2 separate regions of the Homo sapiens genome follow, and region 1 is linked to region 2. A link is a loop called in an ENCODE intact Hi-C map of the cell type or tissue named here. Cell type or tissue: Caco-2. All regions are shown on one strand. Links, peaks and the distances in the headings refer to the core of each region. The heading gives the core; the rest is flanking DNA.

The links. A loop is a pair of places that touch in the nucleus more often than their neighbours do. Peaks named below come from ENCODE experiments on the same cell type or tissue, not always from the same donor. Only the 100,000 strongest peaks of a DNase experiment are listed, where the experiment ranks them.
Region 1: it touches region 2 in a loop (6-fold over the local background); 3 of 110 quality-filtered maps call a loop at or near these places.

Annotation. Positions count from the first base shown.
Region 1 is chr16:20,684,284-20,700,841 of GRCh38, reverse strand. ACSM1 (acyl-CoA synthetase medium chain family member 1) reads left to right here and starts at 3,162. Exons shown (of 14, transcript NM_001318890.3): 1 at 3,162-3,206; 2 at 9,603-9,845; 3 at 15,439-15,649. The coding sequence starts at 9,654. It also overlaps a transcript of ACSM3 not described here. In Caco-2, for the core only: a CTCF peak has its summit at 8,980 (motif pointing right); a DNase peak (open chromatin) is centred at 8,971.
Region 2 is chr16:20,546,221-20,562,778 of GRCh38, reverse strand. ACSM2B (acyl-CoA synthetase medium chain family member 2B) reads left to right here. Exons shown (of 14, transcript NM_001105069.2): 3 at 3,332-3,542; 4 at 7,303-7,510; 5 at 8,859-9,002; 6 at 10,482-10,635; 7 at 14,306-14,385; 8 at 14,594-14,717; 9 at 16,305-16,385. Among named protein-coding and RNA genes, the nearest start is that of ACSM2B, 22 kb to the left of the region's middle. In Caco-2, for the core only: a CTCF peak has its summit at 9,083 (motif pointing left); no DNase peak of the experiment used is centred there.

The sequences.
Region 1 (16,558 bases), core at 4,726-12,725, 140 kb before region 2:
CTTTCTAAATGCAAATCTGACCTCTTTTTCTGAATGTTTTACTTTCCTGTATTACTTTATTTCAAAATCAAGTCACCAAGAAAATGAGTTACTTAATAGGATCATGTCTCTTTCCTCCTAAAATCTTCACGAGACTTCCATGCACCCACCCATTGCACTTAGAATAGAATCCAAACTCCTTATTATGTCCATAAAGATCCTTAATGGCATGTCTCCTGCTTGTGTCTCTGACCTCACACTTTATCATACTTCTCACTCAGTAATCTGCCATCCCAGTCCCCCACCTATGCCTTGAAAATGTCAGCCTCAGGCTTTGCACTTGCTGTGGCTTTTGCCTGGAGTTCTTTTTCCCTAGCTGGCTGCTTCTCCTCCTTCAGGTCTCAAAATGTCACCTCTTAAGGGAGAACATCCTTAGCCACCTCCCCACACTCTCTCCATCATATTGCCCTGTTCTGTTTTCTTTTTGGCAGTATCACCATTTGAAATCCTCTTGCTTATTTAATTGACTTTTTGCTTATTGGCTTTTGCCTTTCTATCATAGGCATGTAAACCTCTTGAGAGCACCAACCTTGTCTTACATGTTTAAAGCACGCCTAAATGTTCCTTAAATATCCACTGAATGAATGAATGTATCATAGGTTTTCTATAATAAGCAGACGATAGCAAGTTCAAAAAGCTGAGGTTGGTAGGATATTTAGCTACATGAAGTCACTCAGAGAACAAGGCTGATAGAGACTTTGCCATTTTACGATGTCACTATCTCCATATATGGTTTCCAGGAGCATTGAATCAGGGGAAGAGAGTACAGAAAACTCATACCTGCTCTTAAATAAATGCCCTAGGCCAGAAGTGACTTGTAACACTTCCACATGGAGTTTATTGTTCAGAACTAGAGTTTAATGGCCTCACTTTAGCTTTAAGAGAGGTTGGGAAATGAAAGAGGAGCACACATAGAATGTTTGGAGAGTTTTCCTTTGTCCGCTGTATACCTCTTGTTAAAGATGAGAAAATTGAGGAAAAGAGGGATAAGAAATCTGCTCAATGTCACAGAGCTGGTAACTGGTAAAAGCTAGACTCAAGCCCAGGCTGCCTGGTGCCAGAGCCTGTCTTCTTGTCCATGCCTTCATGTTGCAGTTCCACAGGGGAGAACTACTCAGATGCAGAGAGTGTGTCAAGGGCTTTTCCCCCGTCTCCATTCTTTTCCGAAAAGTGGCTGCTCCTTCTCTTTAGTAACAGAGGTTTTTTGGTTAGTTGTTTTGTTTGTTCGTTTCTTTGTTTTTTGGTACTTTGATGCTTTGGGTGTTTAAGGTTTAGCTTACCATGGCCAGTCAACTAGCCCTGCCTTCTCACCTCTCCAGTGACTGGCCACAGAAAGCTAAATATTAAAAACCCAAACTATCCTAGCTTGCCACACGGTCCTGTCAGGAATGTCCTGGGTGTCTCCAGAAATCTTTAGCCATGACTTTGATCAGAAATAATTTCTTCCCAGCTTCAATGAAAATACTGGAGATCCCTCATTCTCTAACAATGCCCCAAAAATGGCTCCAGTAGAAAAGTCATAGTACAAGCCGCTACCTATGACTACCTTGGTTTATCCAATGCAATATCACTATCAACCCTCCATCTAAATGCCTGGTCCAGGTGCTTTACAGGCTTGGTGTCACATAATCCTTTCAATGATCCCATGCAACAAATCTTATTAACAAATCCTGCTTCATTTTACAAATGTCAAGACCAAGCTTTGAAAGGAAAATGGTTCACCCAAGAGCTTTCTTGTGAGTGCCTGAGGTTGGACTTAATTAAGCTCAAGACTTTGGGATTCCAAAGACCCTGCATTTTACCAGGATACCAAATTGTTCCTCTGAGAATCCCAAGTGAATAAAAAGAGCCAACATCGACTATGCCCAGCACCGTGTGCTACATGCTTTTTATAAATTATTTCATCTAGTTCTAACAAACAAATGAAGAAGCAAAGAAAACACCCTGGGAGGTAGGTATTGTTGTTATCATTCCTATTTTACAAATAAGGTAGGTGTTGGGTGCTGTGGCTCATGCCTGTAATCCCAGCACTTTAGGAGGCTGAGGCGGGCAGATCACCTGAGGTCAAGAGCTCAAGACCACCCTGGCCAACATGATGAAACCCTGTCTCTATTAAAAATACAAAAATTAACTGGGTGTGGTGGCGGGCACCTATAATCCCAGCTACTTGGGAGGCTGAGGCAAGAGACTCAATTAAACCTGGGAGGCGGAGGTTGCAGTGAGCCAAGACCATGCCATTGCATTCCAGCCTGGGTGACAGCATGAGATTCTGTCTCAAAAGCAACCGAAAACCAATTAAGGGAGGTGAGGCCCAGAGCAAGAAGGTCCACAAAGATGACATGGAGGTTAAGTGGCAGACCTAAGGCTCAAACTCAGACCTTTCTGCCTCCAGACCTCCAGAGCCCAGGCTCTTATCCATTAGGCTACACTGACTCTCAGCTGTCATTTAAGGGAGACTATGGTGATGTAGGGCTGGGAAGGGGGAGCAGGTTAGCCACAGAGAACTAGTGAAAATGCACCATTGGATCTAGTTCATTCACACCCCTAGCCATGCCACCGGAATTGGAGGTGACTTCGTATACGTGGTTTGTTTTTCTTTTTTTTTTTTTTTTTGAGACAGAGTCTCTGTCTCCCAGGCTGGAGTGCAGTGGCATGATCTCGGCTCACTGCAAGCTCCGCCTCCCGTGTTCACGCCATTCTCCTGCCTCAGCCTCCCGAGTAGCTGGGACTACAGGCGCCCACCACCACACCCGGCTAATTTTTTGTATTTTTAGTAGAGACGGGGTTTCACCGTGTTAGCCAGGATGGTCTCCATCTCCTGACCTCGTGATCCGCCCGCCTCGGCCTCCCAATGTGCTGGGATTACAGGCGCGAGCCACTGCGCCCGGCCCACATGGTTTGTTTTCTAAGTGATTATCTCTCCGTGGAGGCCTGTAATTGTTTCTGTCCTATTTTACCTGAGCATCTCCTCCCCCTACTGAATTACCCAATTCCTAACAAGTTCTCTGTTCAAGGTCCCCCTTCGCTGTGGCCAGAAGCCAAGTTCTGCTGGGTGCACAATCCTGCGGATCACCTGATCAGAGAGAACTGAACCTACAAAAGAGAGCTCAACCTCCTTTTCCATACCTACCAGGGACCTAGTTCAGCTACGTCCTAAACAGTACCAGGTAAGACAGAGGTGAAGGTCAGCTTCTATCTGTGTGTGTGTGTGTGTGTGTGTGTGTGTGTGTGTGTGTGTGTGTGTGTAATCCAATTTTAAGTTCTGGCAATGCTACTTTTAAGTTGAGTGACCTTGGGCAAGTCACTTAACTTCTTGGCACTTCATTTTAGAGGCAAAATGACAATGGTGATATTGGGTGAGAGGAATAAATAGGAACGTACATGTAATATGTTTAGCACAGTGGCTGGCATGTAAATGGGGACTGGTTTAGTGTCAGGCAGCTCTGAATGTGGTGAGCCGTGGGAGACAGGCACAAAGTCAGAGATGAATGTTTGAAGGAAATCTTTTCTATCTATGCAGAAGTTGGCTCACTTTCTATAAAGTGAATGCCTTCTAAAAAAAATTATCCAAGCATAGTAATACATGCCTGTGGTCCCAGGTACTTGAAAGGCTGAGGCAGGAGGATGACTGTAGCCCAGGAGATTGAGGCTGCAGTGAGCTATGATCACACCACTGCACTCCAGTCCAGGTGACAGTTTCAAAAAAAATGGTTAACATCTAATGGGGAGGGGGTTGGCTTCAGAATTTGCTGGGAGTTAAAAGGTACCTCAACATTTATTGAGTCCTTACCGTGCACTTCATTCAGTGCCAGCAAGTAAATTATCACACTAATCCTTATGGGGAGCTGGGAAGAAGGTATTACTACTGTGCGCTTAAGTTCAGAGACATGAACAGCACCAAAGACCCAGCTGCTAGACAACAGAGACAAACATCTAGCCCTGGCTCTGTAACTCTGGGATACCCTATAACACAGTAAGTATGTTGCTTCATTAAATAGCTTTATCAGTCCCAAGTCCTGTGAAGTCAAAGCTTAGTTGCAGGAGCTGTTCAAGGCACTATGTATCTGGGAATACAGTGGGGAGCCCAGCTGCCTCTCAAAGCTACCATGTCAAATTGCTTTCAGAATGCACTTTAAGCAGTTCAGAAAATTGTTCTTTAAAATGATTTCATAGGATGTGCTTTAATGATATGCTCTAACAGGGTAGGAACTCTTTCAGTTTAATTAATCTCCAATAGTATCTAAAACTGTACATGGTACATCTATAGTAAATACTTGAGAAAGAAAAAATACATTTTTCTATAACTCAGATAATTTGTGGGCACACTGGCTTTTCTCTTTCTGACTTTCATCACTCAGTTTTCTGAATTATGACAAAGAAGGGAAGAATCTAACTTTTTGTTGAGCACTTACTATGTCCAGCACGGTGAGAAATAGACAAACTAAGCTTTGTGAAGTCAAATCTGAAGACAGATGTGGATGGAAATAGATATCGAAACAGAGACAGAGACGGAGATAGAGATAGAGACAGAGATAGTGATAGAGATAGAGACATGCATCACTTAACAACCAAGATACGTCTGAGAAATGCATTGTTAGGTGATTTTGTTATTATGGGAACTCATAGAGTGTACTTACACAAACCCACAAAGCATAGTCTTCTACACATATAGGCGATATGCTATAGCCCATTGCTTCTAGGCTACAAACCTATGTAGCTTGTTGCTGTATTAAATACTGTAGGCAGTCATGACACGATGGTAAGTACTTGTGTATTGAAACATAGAAAAGGTACAGTAGAAATATGTCATTATAATTGTATGGGCCACTCTGTATATGTGATCCATCACTGACAATGACATCATATTGTGGCACATGACTACAGTGTACATGTGTTATTGTTATAGACATTAATATTAATGTATAGATATACACAGATAGTGATATAGGTATAAATGTAAATATTGGTATATAGATACAGAAATAGATTTAGAAATGAAGCTTAACATACATACAGAGATAGAGATAGACGCAGACATAGACATATAGATATCTGATTTTCAGTCCTCAACACTTGGAGATCAGGTTCTTATATATCTAGATAGATAGATAGATAGATAGATGATAGATAGATAGAAAATAGGTAATAGGTAGATAGATAGACGATAGATACATAATAGATAGGTAATAGATAGATAAATAGATGATAGATAGATAATAGATAGGTAATAGATAGATAGATAGATAGACAGATAATCAGTGAAAAAGCTGGACATATACCAGTCCTATGGTGTCTATGTTCAGGTATTCATCCCCATTCCTTCTCTTTAGACCTTAACTCCAAAAGTTAAGGAAATTTTTTTCCTCTGGCTTAACTACTCTATAAGAGCTTCCCTATAAAGTGTGTTAACTAGCAACAGCTCTTATTTCTAAAATACTTGTCCGTGCTGAATGCTTTTTGCAGGATATCGTGCATTTATCACCATGGCTTCAGGCAATAGGTGCTGCCAATATGCCTATGTTTTTATAGGGAGGTTAAATAAATTGCCCCAAGTTATGTGGGTGGGAAATGAAAGTGCTGGAATTTGAGCCCGTGTTGTTTGATCTCTAGGGCCATGCTGTTTCAGCTACCACAGTTCTCCACAGCTGGGCACTGTGTTTGGCCCTCTCATGTGACGAAGATTAAATTAGAATCACAAACACATTTGTGAGATGATGCCAAAGTCATTTCTTCTTTATTTGATCAAGAGGAGTACATTGGTTTGCTAGGGCTGCCATGAAAATTACTAATGACTGAGTGGTTTAAACAACAGAAATTGATTTTCTCAAAGTTCTGAAGGCTGGAGGTCCAAGATCAGGGTGGTTTTCTCTGAGGTCTTTTTCCTTGGCTATCTTCATATTCACATGGTCTCCCTCTGTGTGTGTCTGTGTCCTAATCTCCTCTTTTTATAAGGACACCAGTCATATTGGATTAGGGCCCACCCTAATAACTCATTTTAACTTAATTACATTTTTAAAGACCCAATCTCCAAATACAGTGGTGTTCTGAAATATTGGGGTTCGTACTTCACCACATACATTCATGGGGGACACAGTTCAAACCATGATAACTGGTTAATGGATTCCCTCACTATATCTCTCCCTTTTGTTTTGGTCTTTAGTCACTTAGTAAGGGGTTGTTTGGACTGTCTTCAGGAAAAATGGTGAGTTTGTATTTTAAGGAAGACCCTGAGGTCATATAGACACCTGCATAGAAAAATTGCAACTGAGTTTGATATTCTCACCCAAACTAAGCTCATGCCTGTGGAAGGAGGTGTGTGTTGGAAAATGTAACAGAGGTGATGGGCTTCTAGAACCAACTTGGCTACAATATTGTTTGAAATGTTTGTTCCTTGGTGCCGTAAAGAAATAGGACTTGAATGTAAATTTAATTTACTCAGCAAGGCCATTTTTACTTCCTGCAGAAATGGTACACTTGCCAGCAGTTTTGCCAGGAGAGTACATAGAACAAAGGAGACAGGGTCATTTATAACCTGACGCATCCACCCTACTGCTGTGTCCGGTTTCCACTGGCTGGAACGGGACCTCACATTCTGTATTTGTCCCGATTGGCTAGCAACTTAGAACTTTTTTAAAGAGGCAAAGGTAGAGGAGAACAAAGGAAAGAGGAAGTAACTCGTGAAATGCTGAGAAAGATTAAAACACTTTTAAATAAGCAAGAGGAACAGGCTATGGCCTAATGCTTGCTTGGACCAGTATAAGAATGCCAGGGCAAATATTTAGGCTAAATTGTGGGAGCTAAGAACATAAAGTACATTGATTTCTTTATTACGGTTAGCAGATATTTAAGAATCTTAGCACAGGACTTTGAATAAATTTTGCTTTTAAGAGAAGTTACTATTTATTCCTAATTAGATGGGGAGGAAAGTCTTTGAAGAGGAACCTCTATTTTACTTTTTACAATATTAAAATTGCATCATGACTTTGGGGAAATTCCTGCCTCTCCTGGGATGTTGGCCTAGGTTAGAGATTTTAAGCTCAAATATACACAGGGGCTGGACAGCTACAATAAGTGGAGAAGCAGGCAGGAGGGACAAAATAAAGTGGTAGGAACTGCATCAAACTGGAGAACATCTCATTTAAATAAAGCAGACAATTCTCAGCTCCAGCCACTTGACAACAAGTTGAAATAAAGACCCAGCATCACTGGCCATTACTAGTTCTATTGTCTATTATATGGGTCTGTTGTCAGCCGGTATTTTATCATTGTTGAAAGTGAGCAAGAGGGAACTTAAATGTTCATGATGATAAAGTGCTTCAATCTCAAAGCTGTTTGAGAAATAGCTTTCTTCAGTCAACATTTACATGGAAAGAAAGGATCCAGCTTAAGCCATTTTTTCCAATCAAACTTCAAGAAGGATCCTAATAAAGGAGGTTCCTGCTGTCATGTTGGCAGCATATTTCAGGATCTGAAGGGGCAATGAGGTTTAATTTTATGTGTCAACTCTGATGCATTGGTATCAGCTGTCCTGAATGCTACTCTAGGGAAGAACTCAATGCCACATCCCAGTCCATTGGAAAGTGCAGTGACATTAGCAGTGAGGACTAAGATCTGAATTTTTTTTTTTTTTTTTGAGACGGAATTTTGCTCTGTTGCCCAGGCTTCAGTGCAGTGGCATGATCTCGGCTCACTGCAACCTCCGACTCCCAGGTTCAAGTGATTCTCCTGCCTCAGCCTCACCAGTAGCTGGGACTACAGGCAGGCACTTCCATGCCTGGCTAATTTTTCAAATTTTTAGTAGAGACAGGGTTTCATCATGTTAGCCAGGATGGTCTCAAACTCCTGACCTCATGATCCACCTGCCTCAGCCTCCCAAAGGGCTGGGATTATAGGCATGAGCCACTGTGCCTGGCCTAAGCTCTAATTTTTTATCTTGCTGAAATTCCTATCTAAGGGGCTTAGGGAGTTATGCCCTACAAACCATAAATTCTCATCAGATGGGTTTTATTTAACCCTGTATATCAAGACTTACTTTCCAATCAGACTCTGGCATAACAAGAAGAAAATCAAAATGTTTTACCCAAAAATATATTTCCTTGCCATACCTTGAAATTGCCCTGCAAAGTCTCTTGTAGGAAAAATCCACATTCTATAAAGAACCCCATTTCCTCTTTGTTTTCTTTCCTTCCTTCCCAGATCCAGGAGACAATCAACTAAGAGCCACATACCCTTTTAGGTCTAAGACATATTTTACAACCTGCTCTCTCTCTGACGTCTGGTGTCTGAGAGATACCGGTGCACAATAAAACTTGGTCTCCACAAAGCTTTACCTTAACCTGAACATTCCTTGCCATTAATCCCAGGTCTTCAAATAAACTCACCCAATTGTCAGCCACAAAATGTTTAAATTTACCTATAGCCTGGAAGCCCCCACTTTAGGTTTTCCCACCTTTCTGAACCAAGCCAACACAGTTCTTAAATGTATTTAATTAATGTCTCATGCCTTCCTAAAGTATATAAAACCAAGCCGTACCCCAACCACCTTGGCCACATAGTCTCAGGATTTCCTGAGGGCTGTGTCACGGGCCAGGTTCACTCATATTTGGCTCAGAATAAATCTCTTCAAATATTTTACAGAGTTTAACTCTTTTTGTCAACAGCAGCATCTGCTCTGAGGATGATGGTGTATATTTTTCAGTATCTTTATAGTCTCAAGTGACAGAAACCCAGTCTCAGGCAAAGGAGAATCTTTTGGCTTACAGAATCCAGAGAATATTAACAAGACAGGGGCAGACATGCAGAGGAACAATTTGAACCAGGGACTTGAATGACTGCAGGATTCTTACTCCACCTCATCTCATTGTTTCTGTACATCAGTTTCATTCTCGCCTGTAGGGGGGCTGTCTCCACATGATAGGAATCATAACCACAAACAGCACACAAAATGTGCATTCCACCAGAGGGAGACAGCCTGATATATTTAAATCTGTTTAGAAACACACACACACACACACACACACACACACACACACACACACACACACACACACATTGGAGAGGTATTATGATTGGCCCAGCTTAGGTTACAAAGTCATGAGAAATGACTGCTCAACCCTGGACCAATCAACTTTAGTCATGGGATGGGATCATATAAAGATATCACAGCTTCCATGGCAACAACATGATTTGGCTTGGCAGAAAGGGAAGTTTCTAAAGTAAAGACACTATAAGGTACAGAACTTTCCAAAAGGCGAGTTGCTCTACCACAAAAGGGATGACCATATGGCTTCCATCCTGGGCTGACATCTTAGCAGGTTGAAGGAGAAGACCCCTAGGAACGCGCACCAAACCCATAATAGTAGCTATATAACCTCCCCAGCGTTTTCTGCCATGTGGTTCCTCAGCTGGGAAGATAAATCCCCACCAAAATCAATCAGGGGTGCCTTCCAAATTCTGGTGACCTGAAACAAAGCTATAACTGTAGCAATTAACCAAAAACATGCACCCAATTTAGGGAGAAAGTTTTGGATACACAGCCAATCTATTAGCCATCTCTTCCCAAGGCAGGTGGTGACTTGAGAACTCTGTGCCTGGTTTCTGAGGACTGTTTCACCATGCAGTGGCTAATGAGGTTCCGGACCCTCTGGGGCATCCACAAATCCTTCCACAACATCCACCCTGCCCCTTCACAGCTGCGCTGCCGGTCTTTATCAGAATTTGGAGCCCCAAGATGGAATGACTATGAAGTACCGGAGGAATTTAACTTTGCAAGTTATGTACTGGACTACTGGGCTCAAAAGGAGAAGGTAAGAGATCTGCCGTGATGGCGATATAAGAACAAGGGTGGCCTCACTTTCCTTATCTTGCTCCTACTAGGCTGAAAGGTATGGAACCAAAGTTACTTCTGCCTCAACTTATCAGTGTTGTGGAAGAAGCTTATATTTCAAGGTTCTATTCCCAGCCTGGCCATTTCCTTACTTCATTGAGCCTCAGTGGTTTCATCTATGAAATGAGGAATTAACTCCTTTAAAAACAAGAAAATAGGTAAATATATCTTTTATTCAATCAGGGTACTATAATTGTGACCAGGTGCAAAGTTCTAGTCACAAGGTCAGCAAATTCGTATTAGTCTGAGTTCTCATCTTCAGTGAATGGGACAATGTGTCTTAACTGGTATTCATGTCATCAAACTTGGGCTTGACTTGAGACTGCATGCAGAGGAGGGGATAGACCACCTGAATGTGCACATGAGTGTCTGACACATTTACCTATGTTAGGCCATCCATCTTCCCATGAGGATGGCAAGTCTAATTAGATTCCTCCTTGTCAACTACCTACTTGACTGTGGCTTTAAGGTATGTCAAGAAAAACCAAGCCCTGTGTCTTCCAGAGGTTATGTGTTTCTGCAGAAAACCCCAAGTGCTTGGTTTGTCTTCTCACAAGACACAGACCAAGAGAGAAGCAGTAGTGACATTAGGAGTCAGGTAGACAATGGATGGTATTTATAGCCACTAACTCCCAGCTGCCAATATGGTAGTGTAAAAAGTCACCCAGCACTGTCTTTGTACAGAAGAGAGAATCCCCCTGAGATGGAATTGGAGAGTTAATATAATTTTTAAGTGTTCCATGAATATGTATTCATGTATTACTATCCAAAGCCTACATGCCTTTATGGCATCTTCCTCCCCACCACCTTCTTTTTCTTTTCTCTGAATTTGCATAGTAACCTCAAGAAAAATAAAACCCTCAGTTACAGAGAGCATTGTTATGTGCCTTGGCAATCACCTTGCATTTAATCATCTAATTAGATGTGTACTGTTATTGTCTCTATTTCCTTAATGAAGAAACTGAGGTTCCAAGGATTTAATGAATATACTGAAATCACATGTCTAATAAGTGGGAGAGCAGGGTTTGGGTCCAGGCTGTCTGATTTCACAATCCATTATTTAACCTAGTCTCCCAATCTGATGATGCCAAAATATCTCTGCCTTAAGAGTATAAATTCATTTTTTTCATTGCCCAGACTGGAAATCTGGTTGAGAATTTTTGAAACAAGATGGGTTGGAGAGGAAGGAAGTAAAAGGAGGAGGTGAATGGGTGAACATTACTATATAAATTTGAGTAATATAAATGCAATTTTGTTTTTCAAAATTAATATTAAACTATAAGCATTTTATTATAAAAACAATTCTAAAAGTTTTTCATTGATTTTATCATATTCAATCACATAGAAGTAGCTTAATTTTTGCAGACAGCATGTAGTTGGATTTTTTTTTTATCCATTCTGCCAATCTATGTCTTTTGACTGGGGAGTTTAGTCCACTTACATTTAAAGTAACTACTGACAGGCAAGGATTTACTATTGCCATTTTGGTAATTGTTTTCTTGATGTCTTATAGCTTTTCTGTCTCTCATTTCCTCTCTTACTGACATCTTTTGTGTTTACTTGAGTTTTTGTAGTGACACACTTTGATTTTCTTCTCATTTCCTTTTGTGTATATTCAATAAATATTTGCCTTGTGGTTACCATGGGAATTAAATATGATATCTTGTAGTTCTAGCAATCTATTTAATACTGATAACAACTTAATTTTAATCACATACAAAAACCCTACTCCCATGACATTATAAGGCCAATAATGAAAATTAAATGTAAAAATCCTTCCCCTTTACAGTTCTATCCCAGCCAGCCCCTCCCCACACTTTATGTTATTGATGTCATCAATAACATTTTTGTATATTGCTTAATTAACATTTATTTAACATAGATATTGTAAATATATGTTAACATATATTAATATATAATATAATATATTAACATATTAAATATATGTTAATAAGTTAACATATATTTATAATTATTTTTATGATTTGTTTTTTAAATACTGTAACAAATAACAAGTGGAGTTACAAACCAAACTTATAATAATATTGATTTTTATATTTGTCCATGAATTTATATTTACAAGAGAACTTTACATTTTCATATTTGAGTTCCTCTCCAGCATTCTTTTATTTCACCTTGAGGACTTCCTTTAGCATTTCTTGTAGGGGCAAGTCTAGGGATAGTGAACTTTGACTTTTGTTTATCTGGGAATACCCTAATTTCCCCTTTACTTTTGAAGAATCTTTCTGGATGTAAAATTCTTGGTTGGCTTTTTTTTTCTTTAAGCCCTTTAAATATATCATCCACTTCTTTCTGGCCTCAAGGTTTCTACTGAGAAATCCACTGATAATCTTATTGAGAATCTCTTGTACATGAGTTGCTTTTCTCTTGCTGATTTCAGTTTAATTATAATGTGTCTTGATATTGGTCCTCCTTGGATTTATTCTACTTGAGGTTTATTGAGCTTCTCATATTTGTATTACCATGCATTGTCTCAAATTTGGGGATCATGGGGCCAATATTTCTTCCAATAACCTCTATGCCCATTTCTTTCTCTTTCTTTTTCTAGAATGCCCAAAATGGGTATATTGGTTGGCTTGATAGTGTCCTATAATTCCCTCAAACTCTGTTTATTTTTCTTCCTTCTTTTTAACTTTTTCTTCTCAGATTCAGTAATTTTAAATGACCTGTCTATGTTTATGGATTTTTTCTTCTACCTATTTGAATCTGCCATTGAACCCCTAGTGAATTTTCAATTTAGTTACTATGTTTATTTAGTTACTATATTTTTCAGCTCCAAATATTGTTTGGTTCTTTCTTTTTTTTTTTTTTGAGACAGAGTTTTGCTTAGTCTCCCAGGCTGGAGCGCAGTGGCACGATCTCAGCTCACTGCAATCTCCACCTCCTGGGTTCAAGCAATTCTCCTGCCTCAGCCTCCTGAGTAGCTGGGATTACAGGTGCATGCAACTATGCCTGGCTTATCTTTTGTACTTTTAATAGAGATGGGGTTTTGCCGTGTTGGCCAGGCTGGTCTCAAACTCCTGACCTCAAGTGATCCGGTAGCCTCGGCCTCCCAAAGTGCTGGGTTTACAGGCATGAGCCACCGTGCCTGGCCGGGTTCTTTTTTAATATATAGTTTCTATCTTTTTGTTGGTATTGTTATTTTGTTCATATATAGTTTTTCTAATTTCCTTTAGGTGTGGATCTGTGGTTTCCTTTAGCTCTTTGAGCATATTTAAGACAATTGATTTAAAATCTTTGCCTAGTAGCTGAATCCTGTGTTTATTTAGGGTTTGTTTCTGGAGATTTATTTTGCTCCCTTGAATGAGCCATGTTTTCCTGCTCCTTTGTGTGCTTTATGTTTTTATGTTGAAAGTTAGGCATTTGAAAAAAGCAGCCCCCCTCTCTCAGTCTTGAAGAGCAGCTGCATGCAGGGGTAGACCTTCACTAATCTTCATAGTGTGAAGGCTTTAGGCCTTCTCAGGCCTTTTCTAGCATTTATCTTTCCTTGGCCTCTGTGTGTGCATCCCGCCCCACCTCGCTAATTTTCCCGTATAAATGGCTGTTTTAATTTCTTAATTTCCCTAAAAGTCTCTTCCTTGCTTCTCTTCAGGGTCTTACATGTTTTATTGTATTTCTCTTTCCCCTACGTGCCTGCAGGTCTGATGTTTTTGCACAGCCTGTTACCCACCACTGCTTTCAGAGACCCCCAACATCATATTCAAATTATGCCATGGTTTCTATCTGACCTGCAAGTCAGGCAAGACAGAAGCCAGTCCCTCCGCAACCCTTGGACAAGCCAGAACATTGTAAACAAGTTTCACTCCTTTCCTTCAGTCCTGAGAGAAGAGGTGGGAGTTGGGGGGCTTCCTCTTGACTGCACCGCACCACACCAGAAAGAGATGGGGGCAATGGTGACCAAAAAAAAAAAAAAAAAATCACAAAATTTTCTACCATTTTGAGTATGGCTTTTTCATTTTTTTCCTTTTTAAATTTTTAATCATACGTATTTAAGGTGTACAACATGATGTCTTCTTGTACATATACTACTGCAGTCATACCAATTAACATGTTAATCACTTTCCATAGTTAAACTTTTTTTTTTTCTTTTTTGAGACAGGGTCTCATTCTGTCTCCCAGGCTGGAATGCAGTGGCACAATCACTGTAGCCTGAAACTGGGCTCAGGCTATCCTCCTGCCTCAGCCTCCCAAGTAGCTGGGACCACAGGTGTGTGCCACCTCGCCTGGCTCTATATTTAGCTTTTATTTATTTATTTTTATTTTACTTTAAGTTCCGGGATACAAGTGCAGAACATGTAGGTTTGTTATGTAGGTATATGCGTGTCATGGTGGTTTTCTGCACCTATCAACTGGTCATCTAGGTTTTAAACCCCGCATGCATTAGCTATTTGTCCTAATGCTCTCCCTCCCATGGCCCCTGACCCGTCAGACTGGCCCCAGTGTGTGTTGTTCCCCTGCCTGTGTAAGTGGGAATTGAGTATGGCTTTTTCATGACTGGGGGCATTTGTTTGGTTTTCTGCAGATCCTTGGCTGGTTTCTAGACCTCCCATGAAGCTATTTCAGTCCATCTGTTGTTTCTGTAGGTAGAATCTTGCTGTTTCTATGAGGCAAAAAAGGGCCTGGAGCTTCCTAGTCTGCTTTGTTACTGCCCTCACCTCTAAGAGTAACTTAATTAAAAAAATTTTTTTCAAAAATTTAGCAATTAAGTAAGCCTCTTTTGTTTTGTTTTATTGTGATAATAATAATATTTATTGAGCATTTACTATGTGACAGGCACTCTTACATGCTTTATGTAAATAACTTATTTAAACTTTGCTACTTTCTAGGTAATAATTATTGTCAGCATTTTATTGAGGAGAAACTAAGGCACAGAGAAGAATGCACAGTCCATATGGAATTAAGGCAGGCATGTGGTGGAATGGAGTTTTAAATCTTCAATAGGAAGCATAAAGGCTGTTTATGGTCTTATGTGGCTTGAGGCAGGGTGGCTACAGTAGGCCAGAAGTCCCGCTCCACCCCTAAACCTCTCCTGATGCTATAAGTTTTTTGTTTTTTTTTTGTTTGTTTTTTTTTTTTGAGACGGAGTCTCACTGTGTCATCCAGGCTGGAGTGCAATGGTGCAATCTTGGCTCACTGCAACCTCTGCCTCCTGGGTTCAAGCAATTCTCCTACCTCAGCCTCCTGAATAGCTGAGATTACAGGCATGCACCACCATGCCCAGCTAATTTTTAAATTTTTAGTAGAGACAGGGTTTCACCATGTTGGTCAGGCTGGTCTCGAACTCCTGACCTCATGATCAACCTGCCTCCACCTCCTAAAGTACTGGAATTACAAGCATGAGCCACTGCGCCTGGCTGTATAAATGTTTTAAAATGGGATCTCAGTCCTTAAGCTGTGTTCACATTGGAACGTGACTATGGCTGTGGATTAGTTTACTAAGTGCCCTTTTTCTTTGAAGCAGAAAATAACACATAATATATGGTCTTGACCAGGAGGGCAAGAGAGGTCCAAATCCAGCTTTTTGGTGGGTGAATGGCCAAGGGGATGAAGTAAAGTGGAGCTTCAGAGAGATGGGAGACCTAACCCGCCGTGTAGCCAACGTCTTCACACAGACCTGTGGCCTACAACAGGGAGACCATCTGGCCTTGATGCTGCCTCGAGTTCCTGAGTGGTGGCTGGTGGCTGTGGGCTGCATGCGAACAGGTCAGTGATGCAAGAGGGACCTGGTGGACCTCGGGGCTGTTCTAGAACCAATGGGTCCTGAGATATTAGGTGCTGTGCACCCAGCCTGGCACTGACACAGCTTTGAAGCCTTCGCCCCAGTTTCTGTGCTGGGACCACAAAGCAAGGCTTCCTGCCCTGTGGGAATTATCAGTTTAATTAGAGACAAAACAATTTCTCTTCTCTGTACCTCCTTTCTTCTTCACAGTCTTTGTCTTTCTCATACTCCCTCACAAATTCTCTTATTCTCTCCCTCACACTCTCACATTCATACACTCTCAAGTGCAGTGCCAAACTTTGTCTCATACACACACACACACAAACACACATACACTTTCTCTTGCACAGCCTCAGAGAGTCTTACTTTTTTAAAGATTCATTGATAATGTTTTTCCATATTTGAGCACTCTCTCCCTCTCTCTTTCTCTCCCTTTCTTACTGAATTATTTAAGAATCACTAGTGGGCATTGTGACACCTATGAACACCAGGTAAACACTCATAAACACAAAAGCAGGCATCTGATAAGATCCAAAATATTCCACAGCCTTTTCTGCATGACAGTGACATTTTTGAAGAATGCAAGTTGTATTGTAGAATATATCTCCAAATTTGTATTTCTGACTCTTTCTTTGTGATTATATTCAGATTAGACACGTTAGGCAGGAGAATTGCAAGGACAAAGTTGTGTCTTCCTCTGTGCATCACATCAGGGGGTATATTCTGAAGTCAGTTTGTTCCCTCTTCAGTTATACTGTTTTATCACTTAAGCAAGGTGGTTTTCACAGAAAACCTTTATCCTTTACAAAGGCACAATTTTTCCTTGTAATTAATAAATAATTCATTGTGTGATCCTTAAGCGATTGTGTGAATATTCCTATTCCCTAACATTC
Region 2 (16,558 bases), core at 4,488-12,487:
GTGACTTCTGGTTACATGACTCCTAAGCAGTAAGCAAGCTAGGGAACAATGGCTGGTTATTGCTTAACTATGCTTATAGCTTAGCAGAATTGAGGCCCCTACCATCTACCATAATTCTAATGCTGTGGAATTGCATTAATTTCACAAAAGGGTTTAGGTCCCTGAAAAAGAAGGGAGTTGGTTTCAGGAAGAGACTGTTGTCATCCTTGCTTTAAAGTTAAATTATAAACTAAATTCCTCCTATAGTTAGCTTGGTCTATGTCCACGAATGAGCAAGAACAAAATACAAAGTTTTAACAACTCTATTAGCAAGGCTGTGAGGAAACAGACACTCTCATGTGTTACCAAAAAGTAGTATAACTCTGATGGAGGCAAATTTTGAAATAGCTAATAAAATTGCTAACATGTTTTGTCTTTGATTTTGCATCATTACTCTCAAACTATGATCTGAGAACCCCTGAGGATACATGAGACTCTTTCAGGGGATATGCGAAGGGTCTATTTTACAATAAAACAGAGAAATTAGAACCCTTGTGCATCATGATGGGTATGTAAAATGTTACAGCTATTATGGAAAGCAATATAACATTTTCTCAAAAAATTAAAAAATAGAATTGCCATTCAGCAATTCCAACTCTGGGTATACACCAAAAAAAACTTAAAATCAGGGTCTCTGAGAAATATGTGTACACTCATGTTCACAGTAACTTTATTCACAGTAGTTGGAAGGTCAAACAGCCCAAATATCTGTCAACAAATAGACAAAAAATAAACCATCATTCTCAGCAAACCATGGCAAGGACAAAAAAACCAAACACTGCATGTTCTCACTCATAGGTGGGAATTGAACAATGAGAACACATGGACACAGGAAGGGGAACATCACACACTGGGCCTGTTATGGGGTGGGGGGAGGGGGGAGGGATAACATTAGGCGATATACCTAATGTTAAATGATGAGTTAAGCGGTGCAGCACACCAACATGGCACATGTATACATATGTGACAAACGTGCACGTTGTGCACATGTACCCTGAAACTTAAAGTATAGTAATAAAAAAAGAAATATCAGGCAAATCCAACCAAAAAAAAAAGAGATTATTGTATTTTTCAATGTGAGAAGGACATGAGAATTGGAAGGGCAGGAGCAAAGTGACATAGTTTGGATATTTGTTTTCTCCAAATCTCATGTTGAAATGTAATCCACAGAGTTGGAGGTAGGGCCTGGTGGAAGACATTTGGATCATACGGGCAGGTCCCACACGAATGACTTAGCACCATCCCCTTCGTTATGAGTGAGTTCATGAGAGATCTTGTTGTTTTAACATACATGGCACTTCCCCACGCTCTCTCTCTTGTTCCTGCTTTTGCCATGTGATGCACCTGCTCCCCCCTCACCTTCTTCCATGGCTGTAATCTTCCTGAGGCCCTCACCAGAAGCAGATGCCAGCACCATGCTTCCTGTACACCCTGCATAACTGTGAGCCAATTAAACTTTTTTCTTTATAAATTACCCAGTGTCAGATATTCCTTTATAACAATGCAAGAGCAGCCTAATATAGTACCTTATATAAATGAAATCACACAGTATTTGGTTTTTTGTGTCTGGCTAATTTCACTTAGCATGTCTTCAAGGTTTATGCATGTAACATATGTCAGAATTTCCTTCCTTTTTAAGGCTGAAATAATATTCCATTGTTATGTATATGCAACATTATCTATTCGTCAAACATTCAGGTCAAATCTTGAATGCTCTGTTGCTTAAAAATTTCTTCTGTCAGATTCCCTAAGTCATTACTCTTACGTTAAAACTTCCACAGATCACTAGGCTATGAACACAATGCAGCCAAGTTCTTTGCTAAAATATAGGAAGGAGGACCTTTGCTTCAGTTCCCGAAAAGTTCCTTATTTCCATTTGAAATCTGGTCAGCCTGCATTTCATTGTCCATAATTCTATCAGCATTTTGTTCACAACTATTTAACCAGTGCCTAAGACGTTCCAAACTTTTCCTCATCTTTCTATCTCTTCTAAGCCTTCCAAACTCTTCAATTTCTTCCCATGACCAAGTTCCAGAGTTAGTTCTACATTTTCAGGTATCTTTATAGCAATATCCCACTTCTGGTACCAATTTTCTGTATCGGACTGTTCTTGTGTTGCTGTAAAGGAATACCTGAGATTAGGTAACTTACAAAGAAAAGAGATTTAATTGGCCCAAAGTTCTGCACAGTGTACAGGAAGTGTGCTGGCATCTGCTTCTGATGGGGGCCTCAAGAAATTTACAATAATGTTGGAAGATGAAGAAAGAGCAGGCACAACAAAGGGCAAGATGAGGAGCAAAACAGAGAGTGAGAAGGTGCCACTCACTTTTAAACAACCAGATCTTATGATCTCATTTATCACCAAGGGGATGGTGCTAAGCCATTCATGAGGGTCCCACCCCCATGATCCAATCACCTCCTACCAAGCCCCACCTCTGACATTGGGGATTGCATTTCAACATGAGACTTGGAGAGGACAAATATTCAGACAATATCATGTATCTAGAATAGTCAAATTCATAGAGTAGGAAAGTAGAATGGTGTTTATCAGGGCCTAATGGGAGAGGGGATGACAGGTGATTGTGTAACGGGGACAGAGTTTTCGTTTTGGATGATGAAAAACTTCGGGAGATGGATGGTGGTGATTGTTGCATAACAATGAGAATGTACTTAATGCCACTGAACTGTACACTCAAAAATAGTTAAAACTGGAAATGTTATGTGTATTTTTACCACAAAATTAAAAAAAGTAAGTAGATAGAGATAAATATATAAATAAATCTAAAGTGATATTTGCCTTTTTATTCTAATTCTTTCAAGAGTATACAATAGCATTTTCCAGAAGATACATGTTGGTACTCACAACAGAGTGAATGCAGAATCAGATGAGAGGATCCAATGTTATTCTACTAAGACATTAAAGGGAATTGCAGAATAAATAGATGCAATAAATAAAATAATGCCACTTTCCTCATTATTTTTTCATTTTGAAAAGTACACTTTATCATTATAAAAAAATTATGCATGCTAATATATAATGGGTTTATTACAGTTATTTCTAAAAGCATACATTTACAAAAATTCTGTTTTAATATCTACTATGGTAGATATTGATAGATATAACTCATATAAATAACAACTCTTTAGGGTTTTCAATACTTTTTATGATTGTATGGAGGTGCTGAGATAAAAAACCTTACTAAGCACCAGCTTGGCAATCCCAAGACTTGGAATTTATCCTACCTGCTTGTGTACCAATGCCCCCTAATCAACAGGGTTTCTCTTTCCTCAGGCTGGCAAGCGACTCCCAAGCCCAGCCCTGTGGTGGGTGAATGGGAAGGGGAAGGAATTAATGTGGAATTTCAGAGAACTGAGTGAAAACAGCCAGCAGGCAGCCAACATCCTCTCGGGAGCCTGTGGCCTGCAGCGTGGGGATCGTGTGGCAGTGATGCTGCCCCGAGTGCCTGAGTGGTGGCTGGTGATCCTGGGCTGCATTCGAGCAGGTTGGTAACTGACTACCTGGACAGAGAACTGTCTTCCTTGTGAAGAAAACTGATAGCAGAGAAATGCAGCCACCTCTCTCAAAAGAAGTCTCTGCCTTGGAGCATGCTGTCCTCTCTCATATGAAGAAAGACTTCTCCCTGCTTCCACTTATTTAAGCAAACTATGTGCCAAGCACTTATGCAGGGTGAACAACAACAATGACATAGTTTACATATTCATGGGACTTACAGAACTTTGGAGAAAGCTCTTAAACTATTAATTGCACATGTAAGTATTTAATCAGAATTATGATAAGTGGTATGAGAATTCTATTAAAATCTATACAAATAAATTTGGTAGACTGTGACCTGCAGGCCAAATCCTGCCCACAGCTTGTTTTTGTAAATAAAGTTTTATTATAACACAGCTATGCCCACTTGTTTCCATATTATATGTGGCTGCATTTGCACTGCAGTGGCAACTTGAGTAGTTGGAACGAGAGAGTGTCTTATCCACAAAACCTAAAATATTTACTATTTGGCTCTTTGCAGAAAAAGTTTGCCAATGCTTTTCTAAAAAGAGACTTGAATTAACCAATATGAGGAGCAACTAAGTCTCAATGGAAGTGATATTTGAGCTGAGATCTGCAGGATGAGTAGGATTTTGCCAAGAGATAGAGAGGCTTGTGCCAAGCAAAGGGAACAGCATATGTGAAGATGTAATTATCTGATGATTTCTTCTTGTCCACTTCCCAGAAAAGCCAAACACTGAAAACAGTAGGAGTTGTGGTAGAGAAGAGTTTAATAATTGCATAGACAGCCAAGTTGAAGGATGGAGGATGTTTCTTAAATCCACCTCCCCAGGAAATCAGAGACTAGAGTTTTTCAAGGATGCTTTGGCATGCAGGGGGCTAGGGAATAGGAAATGCTGATTGGTTTGGCTGGGGATGAAAACATGGGTTGAAGCTGTCTTCTTGTGTTGAGTCAACTCCTCAGAGATCACAGAACTGGTTGAGTTAGTTTCTTGGTATCAGTTACTGATCTGGGTAGTGCAAGCTGGTCCATCAGAATGCAAGGTCTGAAGAACACCTCAAATACCAGTCTTAGGGTTTACCATAATGATGTAATCTATCGGAGAAATTGGGGAGGTTACAAATCTTGTGACCTCTGGCTCCATGACTCCTGAACTATAATTCTAGCCTTGTGACAAATTTGTTATTTTTCCAAAGGCAGTTTCAATCTCCAAGCACGGACACAGTTAGTTTCAGGAGGGAGCTATTATCATTTTTGTTTTAAAGTTAGACTATAAGTTAGATTTCTGCCATAGTTAGCTTGGACTATGTCCAGGGATGAGCAAAGATAGATAGCTTGTGAGGTTGGAAACAAGATGAAGTCAGCTATGTCAGATTTCCCTCAGTGTCATAATTTTTCCAAAGGCAGTTTCAAAGCCACAGGGGAGGGAAGCTTGAAAATTATAAAAGAACCTAAAAGGATATCTGTGTGCCTGAAGTCCAGGCCATAAAAGAAAGTAGTGGCAATAGAATGAACATGTAGAGGTGGCCAGGTGCTATATTGGCAGTGCCTTGTGGTCCATGGTAAGAGTTGTGGACATTTATCCAGTGGTGAATGGGAAATGATTGATGGATTGAGTGACACTCAAACCATTGATACATTGAGTTACATGATCATCCTCTGTTTGGATGGTCATATTGGATGCTCAATAGGGAATGGGATGAGGAAGGCAATAGTGGAGTTGGAAATCTCAGATAAGAGGTGAACGGTTAGTGATGGCTTCAGTTTGGTTGAGGTAGTAGAGATGGAGATAAGTGGATTTAACAGGCAATTGGGGGGGAACTAATAACAGGGTTATTCAAAGAAGATGCGAGGGAGAGAGAGAGAAGTCAGACATTTCAGCAAGTGGGTGCTGTCTTTCACTGGAGTGAAGAGCACAGATATAGAAAGAGGTATGGGTATGTTAGGAAAATATGACAAGTTCAATTTGGGCATGTTGAGTCCAGGATGTCCATGTGATGTTCAAGAAGTGATAACAAGTTGGATTTAAGGCTCTAAAATTTGAGATGGAGACAGAAATTTGAGAATCATCAACTTTTATATTAAAAGGATGAGAAGTACAGTGGTATCAAAAAGAACCCCAAGAAACTCCAGCAACCTCTTTCACAAACTGCCGTTTCCACCTCTGCTTGCACACAGCCTAATCCCAACTAAAAGCTCCCACCCGCCGCATATTCTGGGGACAATGGGCTGAGCATGAGAGTGGGTAAAGAGAAAGACATGAATGCAGCCAGGAATTAGAAACTATCAGAGGCAACCAAACCAATTGCAGGAACTTGGAAGCCTGTGGAAAGAGAGAACAAGCCAGAGAGAAAGGTGACATACTGAAATTATAGCCAGAAGGAAAGGAGAACCCAGAGGAAGAGATGTGTCTACTGTTCTGTGTCTGTCTCAATTGACCACCATGGTAGAGAAACATTTGAGGATATTTACAGGTGTGCAGTGAGAATCCCAAAGTGTTGAGAGTGGGAAGAAAGTGAGCTAAGGTTAAAAGCTATTTAACAGGACGGGCATGTGGTTTAAGCTTCACAAATAATGAAACCTGTGTAGTTATTCTGTTCTTTTCTTTTTCTTTTATTTTTTTGAGATGGAGTCTCCCTCTGTAGTCCAGGCTGGAGTGCAGTGGTGCGATTTTGGCTCACTGCAACCTTTGCCTCCCAGGTTCAAGCAATCCTCCTGCGTCAGCCTCCTGAGTAGCTGGGATTACAGGCGTGTGCCACCAAGCCCAGATAATTTTTGTATTTTTAGTAAAGCTGGGGTTTCGCCATGTTGGCCAGGCTGGTCTTGAACTCTTGACCTCTAATAGTCTGCCCTCCTTGGCCTCCAAAAGTGCCAGGATTACAGGCATGAGCCACCATGCCTGGCCCTAAGTCTAGTTATTCTACAGAAGATTTTAAAAATCAAAGGAGTCTCATTAAAATAGTAAAGAAGAACAAGAATTTAGGAAAGTGATAATCATGGGATATATCTGTGCAAGGAATAAGTCTAATTTTTTAAGATAAATTGTACAGCATGCTAAACACAGCTAATAATTCAGTACTGTAAATTTCAGTATCATTAAGAGCAAAACTTTCTAATGTTCTCATCACAAAAAAAATGTTAAATACTTGAGGTGATGGATATGTGAATTAGCTTAATTTAATCATCTCACATTGTCTTCAAAAATTATAATACCGCTTTGTACCCAATAAATATATACAACTATACTTTGTGTGTACATAGATATGTAAAACTGAAGGCACTCTCATCTAAGAAAAATGCATTTAATGTCCCAGGGTTGAAATAAATTGCCAGGACCTAGAGCTATTGGTGTTTCAAGACCATGGACAGTTCCAAGTGCCTTTCCTCATGATTCTTTAATTATCATATGAGAGTTTTGAATACAGCGAACTCCTGTAGAAAATTTTTTTTGAGGGGTGAGAGTGGGTGAGGAGAATTGTATGTGTCTTAGACTGTCAACAGTGTGACATTAGCAATTCAATTTCTTTTCTTTGTCTCAGTAGGGCCCTTAAGACTCTGACAACCCAGGGAATCCTAGGTTTCATTCACTCCCTAGTCCTTAGTCCCCTTTTTTATTGACGTTCTCCATTGGTCATTACTTCCCCATCCTCTCCTTCCCCACTTGCTCCCTGCTTGATGTTTATCTCAGGCTTCTCTAGGGACAAAGAAAACCATCCTTTCCAATTCTCTAAATTGTTGGCTTCTTTAGGTCTCATCTTTATGCCTGGAACCATCCAGATGAAATCCACTGACATACTGTATAGGTTGCAGATGTCTAAGGCCAAGGCTATTGTTGCTGGGGATGAAGTCATCCAAGAAGTGGACACAGTGGCATCTGAATGTCCTTCTCTGAGAATTAAGCTACTGGTGTCTGAGAAAAGCTGCGATGGGTGGCTGAACTTCAAGAAACTACTAAAGTGAGTATCTACATGTCTCATCCTGGGTTTTAACTAAAACTGGAAACAGAGCCAAGCACTTAGGTGCAGGTGCTTTATTGAGGAGTTGCAGGAAGAACAGCATGGGACTAGGAAGAGTGAAGCTGGGAAGAAATAAAAGCTAATACAAGGGTTTTTTTTTTCAAGTCATTGCAAGGACTAAGTGGGGCTTGATCTGCCTGGACCTTCTGAGCAGCACATAGAATGCCTCCCAGGATTGTCCTCTAAAGGATTGAAAAGCACTGAATCATTAGCATCTGGTCCTCACAGGTTCAGGGTTGTCCTGGGGGTGTTATTGCCTCCACACTTCTGGGCTGCGCACTCATGCGTGAAGAGTGGGTCAGAGTTCCATGCTATGGTAAAACAGAGAAACTATGGGGCACAAAGTGAATCACTCGTGATGCACACTGGAAACAACATGGTGTTAACACCAAGTGGGTTGAAACCCACCCAGAACAATTTACTGGAACTATGACTCAAATCAGGGGTGAGGCCAAGGTCATGAGGGAAAACCCAAGAGATGGCTGATATACCAAGTTTCTAGGCTCTTCTTCCCACCTCTTGTATCTCTAAGAGAGGCTGATCAAGGTCAGAGGCCTTTCCATGTGTTGATAGCATGGAAAGACCTTGATAGTCCTTCCAAAAGCCGATAGCAAGACTGGCTGGATTAATGATTTTCTCTGTCAACATGTCTGAAATCCCTCTAGCGGGGGCACATATGATAGGAAACTTGAAGGGAAAACTTCAGCTTTTCCTTCCTAATGCCATGGTCTTTAAGGTAGCTGTCATGGAAATAAATAGCATCATGCCTGCTTTTAAAGGTTCAAAATCAAGACACTGGAGATGTCCAAGAGATATGTAGGTGCTTCCAGGGAATAGAAGAGAGTGCCAAGAAAGTACTTGGAAAACTCGTATTAATTCCACCCCTCCTGTCCACTTGGTGTCATGCCAGGGCTCTTCACAACAATTAGATTAGCATTTATTGAGCTCTTGCTAAGCAAGTTGCTCATTTCTTTGGTGGCAGAGTTAACTTTCTCAATAACTCTATAAGACTTGATCTCACTTTTTTGCAGATATAAAGTGAGACACAGAGAAGTTAAATAAGTAGTTTAAGGTTGCATTGATAACAAAGTGCCAAACTTGAGTAGTTTTCAAACCCAACTCTGATTGACTCAGGCTCCCATGATCTTAATCACTCAGCAGCCTCTCTTGTGAGGTGGGTCCATCAACTTGCCCTTTTCAGCACAGTGGGTGGTGGGAAAAGATGGGTCACTTTGATATCTGGTGTCCAGGCTAGATCTGAGAAAATGACAATCTGTGTCTTTGTCAGTGAGGCATCCACCACTCATCACTGTGTGGAGACTGGAAGCCAGGAAGCATCTGCCATCTACTTCACTAGTGGGACCAGTGGTCTTCCCAAGATGGCAGAACATTCCTACTCGAGCCTGGGCCTCAAGGCCAAGATGGATGCTGGGTAAGCTGAGCTCTTTCTCTCTACAGAGAATTGCATGACCAGGCATGAAGACGTTTCTGAGTTCAAATCCAATGCTCCTGGGCTGTGTCACCACCTTGTGGTTCTGAGAAAGAAAATTCAGAAGGAAAGCTAAAGAGGACATGGCTTCACATGCTGGGTATCAAGTACCTTCAATGGGACACATATTTTAGATAACACAGGGTCTCAAAACTTCTTCCATGTGTTAAGCCATGTGCCTAGCAGGGTGAATGATTAGCAAAAGGCTTACGTGCATTTCCCCAGGCTGATCTCTATGTTGTTCTTTGGGATGCTGGCAATTTGCTTTGATACCGCCCACACTCCAAGAGGGCAGTTTTTGTCGGCAGCAAATTACTTTGCAAATTGACTGAAGTGGAAGATATAATTGGATAAATTTGTGAACAAAGATCTCAGGATTTCTGGATCACAGACCCCATAGTTGAGCATTTTTTTCCCACTGATACATTAATCCCATTTGTGGAATCAGGAAACACTGTGCCAAGGTATTCAAGCAATGATATCTATAAATCATCAGAATTGTTTTAGTAGATCCCACCTTCCATGTTAATTTTATTATTAGAATGGGAAGATACATTAATGCAAAAAATGGAAAATGTAAATGTTCCATCTATGAGCCCATAGGGACAGAAAAATAAATAAGTTAGTAAAAATTATACAATAGAAGAGCTGCAGTAAAAGGCAGTTTCTAAAAGATGGGGATAAATTACTTAAATATAACTAAGATATTAAATTCCCCTTCCCCCAAAAAATTTGGTAGTGGTCTCATTTTTTGCAGATATAAAGTGAGACTTAGAGAAGTCTTGTACTATGACCTAATTTCCCTACAGAGCTGAAAGTATTAATCATCTTCAGGAAAGAAGATACACTATGGCAGTTCCCGTCACAAGGAAGTTGTTCATGTCTAGCTTAAATCATTCTTGCTTTAAGAAAGTCCTAAACCTTTTATTCTGCCCTGAAAAGAGAAAAGGGATGAGTTCACTTAGTGCAAGACCATCAGCTTTATGGGCAATTTGCAGTACTTAAAGAAAAGAGAAGCAAAGTTCTATTCAGCCAAACTTGAACTTGGCAAGGCATCTGTTAGAATATTTGCCATGCAGATGTCTTGTGTTAGTAAAATTTTCCTGGGTGGTTACCACATGCATGCCAGAAACTGTACGGAGTTTTGGAGTTAAGAGGAGAATGAGACCCAATTATATATTAAGTCATGTCAACTGGGGTCCCACCTTCCGAACATTCATCTCCTATCAATGCAGGATGTGTGGACAGAACAACTTTTCTTCCCCCTTCCTACTTATACTTAAACATATGCCTATAAACCTGCAGGCAGATACACGCACACCTCTGCACACACACCTCCCTTTCCTCCCCTACACCTTAGTGTCCCACGCATCCTAAGCATGCACCCACCTATATGTACATGTGTTTTGTCTGTGTTTTCAGTTGGACAGGCCTGCAAGCCTCTGATATAATGTGGACCATATCAGACACAGGTTGGATACTGAACATCTTGGGCTCACTTTTGGAATCTTGGACATTAGGAGCATGCACATTTGTTCATCTCTTGCCAAAGTTTGACCCACTGGTTATTCTAAAGGTAAGAGAGGATCCAGTTTGCAGCAGTTATTCAGAGTGAGCCCGAGGTTTGCACACTTCAATTTTTTGTAGTTTGTTTCAATTCATCTAATTTTTGCTAAACCTCTGCCATGTGGAGAACAGTGTTCAGTAAACGAGATGGAAATGGTCCCTGACCTCGCAGAGCTCATGTTCTGGGGTAGGAGACAGGCACATATATAGATAAAAGGAGTATGTTCAGGAGAAAGATATTGTAGGTCATTTGTTCACTCAACAAATGTAATGGGCTCTTCCACTGGTGTCACCTATCAGATAGATGCTGGTGAACCACATGTAAAAGGGAAAACTGGAGTATTGGAGGGGATGCCATCTCGCTCTCATGAGTGTGTGTGTGTGTTTGTGAGTGCACATTTCATTTCCTTTTTTATTTGCAGCATAACACACAAACTGAAGGTAAAGTGCACAGAGTGCCACCATCCTATGTGTACAGTTTGAAAATAATTTAGCTGTGTTAGATACTGTCTTAGTCAGCTTGGGCTACTATAATAAAATACCATAGTCTAGGTGGCTTAAATAACAGACATTTACTTCTCATAGCTCTGGAGGCTGTAAGTCTGAGATCAGGGTGCCAGCATAATTGGATTCCTGGGGAAGCCCTCTCTTCCTGGCTTGTTGATGGCTCCCTTACTGCTATATTCTCACATGGTTGAGAGAGACAGTGCTGGTATATCTTCCTTTTTAAAAATAAAGACACTCATGCTATCACTGGGGCACCTGCTTCATTATCTTTCATAATTACCCCTAAAAGCCCCACCTCCAAATACCATCAAGTTGAGGGTTAGAGCTTTAATATAGGGATTTAGGTGGGGACACAACATCCAATTCATATCAGACACCCCTGTAAACACCACCAGATAAAGACATGAAACATTCCCACCACTGCAGAAGGTGTTCATACCCCTTCTCTGACAGTATCTGCCCCCCATAAGTTAATCCTTCGTTTGATATCTATCACCATAGATTAATTTTATCTCTTCTTGCATTTCATGTAAATGGAACAACATTATATATAATCTTTTTCATTTGGCTTCTTTTACTCAAAATATTCTCTGTGAGATTAGTCCATGTGTTGCATGTATCAGATGTTTGTTCTTTTAGCTGGCTGCATAGTATTCCATTACGTGAATCTGTAAAAATGTTCCCCCATCCTATTGTTAATGAACTTTGGGTTATTTCCAATTTAAGATGATTTTCTAGAAGCAATTCGGAAGAATAAGTGGAATTTTTTCCTATAGAACTTGATGGTACAGCCATTAAATAAGACCCACAAACTGCAGCTATGCTTTATCCTGTAGCAACAAAGCAATGAAAATGACCTCATTTTGCTTATGAAGATACACCCTATGTTGGACTCTATGATAGAGGGGTTGGGTTATTTCCCTGCTGTGCCCCCAGATCTCTAATGGCCCATCCAGACATCTATTTGGCTGCAGCAAAGGTTCAAGCTAAGGCATAGATGACGTCTTCAAAAGTCAAAAAGCCAGGTGTGGTCTGGATTTTCATAGGAAATTATCTTCAAATAATACTGTCATTCTCTGTTTTAAGCAAATTCTTACTCTGTGTCCTTCTCAAAAGGATTTGAACTGGTTTTTAATAAGTTCCACCATTAAAAAAATGAAAACAGACATAAACTTATAAAGCCCATTAGGAAAATATAGGTTGGAGGTGTAGGGTGGAAAAGACTAAGGAAATTAAGGAGAAATATAGCAAATGAGTATGTAGTTGCAAGTTGAGCTTCTAGTAAGTCAAAGCAATAAGGAATATGGGATCATTTTCATAGCTTATATCTGTGTATCAAGCACATTTGAAGGAAATTATTGCATGATACTCACATTTGTCATTTTTTCTAGACATTTTGCTTAAACCATTGCCATGGTTTGAATATTTGTGCCCCCCAAAACTCATGATGAAACTTGTAAACCAAAAATAAAATCCTAAGGCCCCATCCTCCCAACCATCTGAATGGACTTCCTCCTCAGCCAGGGTTCTTTTAAAATTTAACCTGAGAGACTGTTTCAGGCCATGACAGGAAGTCGGAGTGGGACATGCCTCATTATACCTTTCTGGTATTAACATCAATATAGACTTTAAGTCTGATAAAAAAAAATTAAAACCTATTCTGTCTAAAAAGCCTAGTGTCAGTACCTAAAAGCTTCCTGTGCAAATAAGAACTTGGGTCTCCACAATTATTTATCTTAACTAAGGCATTCCTTTCTATTGATCCCAGGTCTTTAGATCAACTCAACCAATTGTCAACCAGAAAAAATTTAAATCTACCTATAAGCTGGAAGCCCCCGCTTCAAGTTGCCCCACCTTTCTGGACCAAACCAATGTATTTTTTAAATGTGTTTGATTGATGTCTTATGTCTCCCTAAAATGTATAAAACCAAAGTGCACCCTGACCACCTTGGGCACGTGTTCTCAGGACCTCCTGAGGGCTCTGTCATGGCCATGGTTACTCATGTTTGGCTCAGAATAAATCTCTTCAAATATTTTACAGAGTTTGGCTCCTTTCATCAACAAACTCAATCCCCAGTGTAACAGTAGTAAGCAGTGGGGCATTTAAGAGATGATTGGGCCTCATGAGGGATTAATGGATTAACAGTTTATCATGTTAGTGGGTTAGTTTTGGAGAGTGAGTCTGTTATACCAAAAGCCAGTTTTGCTCTACCTCATGAGCCCCTTTGCCATGTGATGCCCCGAACCTCCTTGGGACTCTGCAGAGTCCCCATCAGCAAGAAGGTTCTCACCAGATGCAGCTTCTTGACCTTGGACTTTCCAGCCCCTAGAACTGCAAGAAATAAATTTATTTTCTTCATAAATTACTCTGTCTCGGGTACTCAGTTATAACAACAGAAAACAGATTAAGACAATACTCTATTACATTCTGCATAAAGAAAAGCATGGGATGGAGATGGTGTTATATGACAGGAATACATGCTGCAAATAATGATCCCACTACTTGCTGACTAGGTGACCTTGGAGCAGCTACTTAACCTTGTACATCATGGGTTTCCCCTCTGTATCATGAGGATGATAGCGCACACTCCATGAGGTTATTGGAAAAATTAAATGAGGTAACACAGGACATGGCAAGTATTCAGTACTAGGTCTTTTTGTAGCACTTGTTTTGAAATGTCTATAGATGTCTTTAGCTTTTCAAAGAACTTTTATATCTAAAATATATCCCAAAAATATTTTCAGGAAAATAAGGCTGGAAACAATCTATTATAAAGCTGGCTACAGAAAGTTAAGGGACTCAACCAAGACAGCTGCTGTACTCAGGCAGCTGATCTTCCCTTGGTTGCTGGGGGGTGATATACTCCTAGGGGTGTGTTAATGAGGGCAAGTCTTAAACTGGCAGGAACAGACATCCAGGATTTGACAAAAATGTTTCAAATTAGCCTTAGACTTTTTCACTACAATAATATGTACTCATTTCCCTGTTATTTGTGCCTTCAGGGTGCATGAGAGTTGTGGGGCTCATTTAACTTGAATCAGACATAGTAAACAAGCTAGGGTTTTCATCCAGACCTCTACAACTCCATAGCTCACAATTGTAACCACTGTGCATAGCCATAAGTTGGCATTTGACCTGGTGACCAATGTCTCACCTGGCTCTTGTCTTCCAGACACTCTCCAGTTATCCAATCAAGAGTATGATGGGTGCCCCTATTGTTTACCGGATGTTGCTACAGCAGGATCTTTCCAGGTGATGGGGCTTTGAGGATTGGTAAGAGAGTCTGGCCCCATCCCCCTGACTCCCTCACATACATTCATGCCTATCTATCTGAATCTCTCGCACACAGAGAGCCCCATGAAGCCATTTGCATCATCAAAGCACCCAGAAACCAAGTCTAGGCCTGAGTGGACTTTGGTTCCAGGGAGGCTGAGGGCAAACATTTATTTCTCTTCTTCAGTTACAAGTTCCCCCATCTACAGAACTGCCTCGCTGGAGGGGAGTCCCTTCTTCCAGAAACTCTGGAGAACTGGAGGGCCCAGACAGGACTGGACATCCGAGAATTCTATGGCCAGACAGAAACGGTACCTGTTCCCAGGGGAACCATGGGCTGTGTGCACTTTTTGGGCTTCAAAATTCTCTTTGACAATAAAACATGTTAGCCACCATGTATCATTCATTTATTTGAGAAATATTTATTGAGCCTCTGTGAAGGGACAGGTACTGAGTATTGAAAATTCAGCACAGAACAAAAAAGGCAAAGTTCCTGTTTTCTGGGAGATTACATTCCAGTGAGATTTGGGGAGAGAGACAATAAACTAAGAAATATCTAGCATGGCAGGTGGTGAGAAATGCGATGGAAAAAGTAAAGTAGATGAGATGGGGTGAGAAGTTGGTAAATCACATATGGTAGTCAGAAAGTTCCTCTGTGATGGGGAAACATTTTAGCAGAGACCAAAGTTTATCAAACATGTCAAGCACTGTACAAAGCTGCTTAGACTGAAGTGAGGAATGGGAAGAAGAACCCACCATGGCTTTACTGCACCTCCTGACATATCTTCTTGGAACTCTTGAGGTCTCATGTGCACAATGTGGATTTATGCTATTCTATACTATTTTACTTATCAAAACTACATGGGGAATACTTTTCCCCAACTCTTCTTCTCCTTTTTCCAGTGCCTCTTACTTGTGACTCTCAGCACTTCTTGCCTCTTCCTCTCCACTCTCTTACCCTGCATCCTTCTTTAGCTAATGAGTACCCTTGGTAGAACTTTTGCAGAGTGTTGATGGCAGCTCTGTGGTATGAAAGAGCCAGGAAGAGCTCTGCAAATATGAATAAGGACAATGGAGTTGTGGCAAGCATACCCTGGCAGGGGCCTCCCACCATTCAGAGGAGGACATGTTTAGAATATGCTTACAAGGACACTCAGATTCCCATGATCTTAATCACTCAGCAGCCTCTCTTCTGAGGTGGGTCAATCAACTTGCCCTTTCCAGCACAGTGGGTGGCGGGAAAAGATGGGTCATTGTGACATCTGGTGTCCAGGCTAGATCTGAGAAAATGACAATCTGTGTCTCTGTCAGTGAGGCATCCACCACTCATCTGTTATTCTGTTGGGAAGGTTCATTTCAGGGTTCAAGCAGAACTGGTGCTGCCATGGGAGATACTTTAAAAAGTATATTTTACTGCTTGAGGAAATGGATACCTCAGTCTTCATGATGTGATTATTTCATATTGCATGCCTGTATCAAAACATCTCATATATCCCATAAATAGATACACCACAAAAATTCAAAATAAAAATAAAAGTAAGTATATTTTAGGTCTTACAGATTGCATATTGGTGATTCCATATAGTTTGCAAGGGCTTTGGGTATCCATAGCGTCGTATTAAAATGTGACTCCCCCTAAAAGAGATTATAATGTGATTGTTAGGTCCTCTTCCTGGGGAGTGGTAGATGGGTTGCTTCCTGAACAAACAATTTAGTGAGGCCCCTAGGATTGTGATTCCAGTAATGGGGAGAGAGCCAGGGAATGAGGAGCAGGGGGAGCCACCAAGTGCAGGCCAAGTTCAGGACAGTGTCAGGACCCGCTCTGCAGAAATTTTTTCTTTTTCTGTGACCTTGTACCTCCTCCTGAGGTTTGCTGATCTGTCTGCTTCTTTCCACAGGGATTAACTTGCATGGTTTCCAAGACAATGAAAATCAAACCAGGATACATGGGAACGGCTGCTTCCTGTTATGATGTACAGGTTTGCTCGGGACACTGAGGAGGGAGGAAGTTAGGGGAAACACTGATTTTCAGTAATTTATGTTTTCCATTGTTTATTGAGTCAAAAATAATAGAAAGTACTGATATTAAGATAATATCAGAAAAAAGGGACGGAGGGAGGTTAGGGGGAAGGAGAGAGTGAGGGAAGGAAGG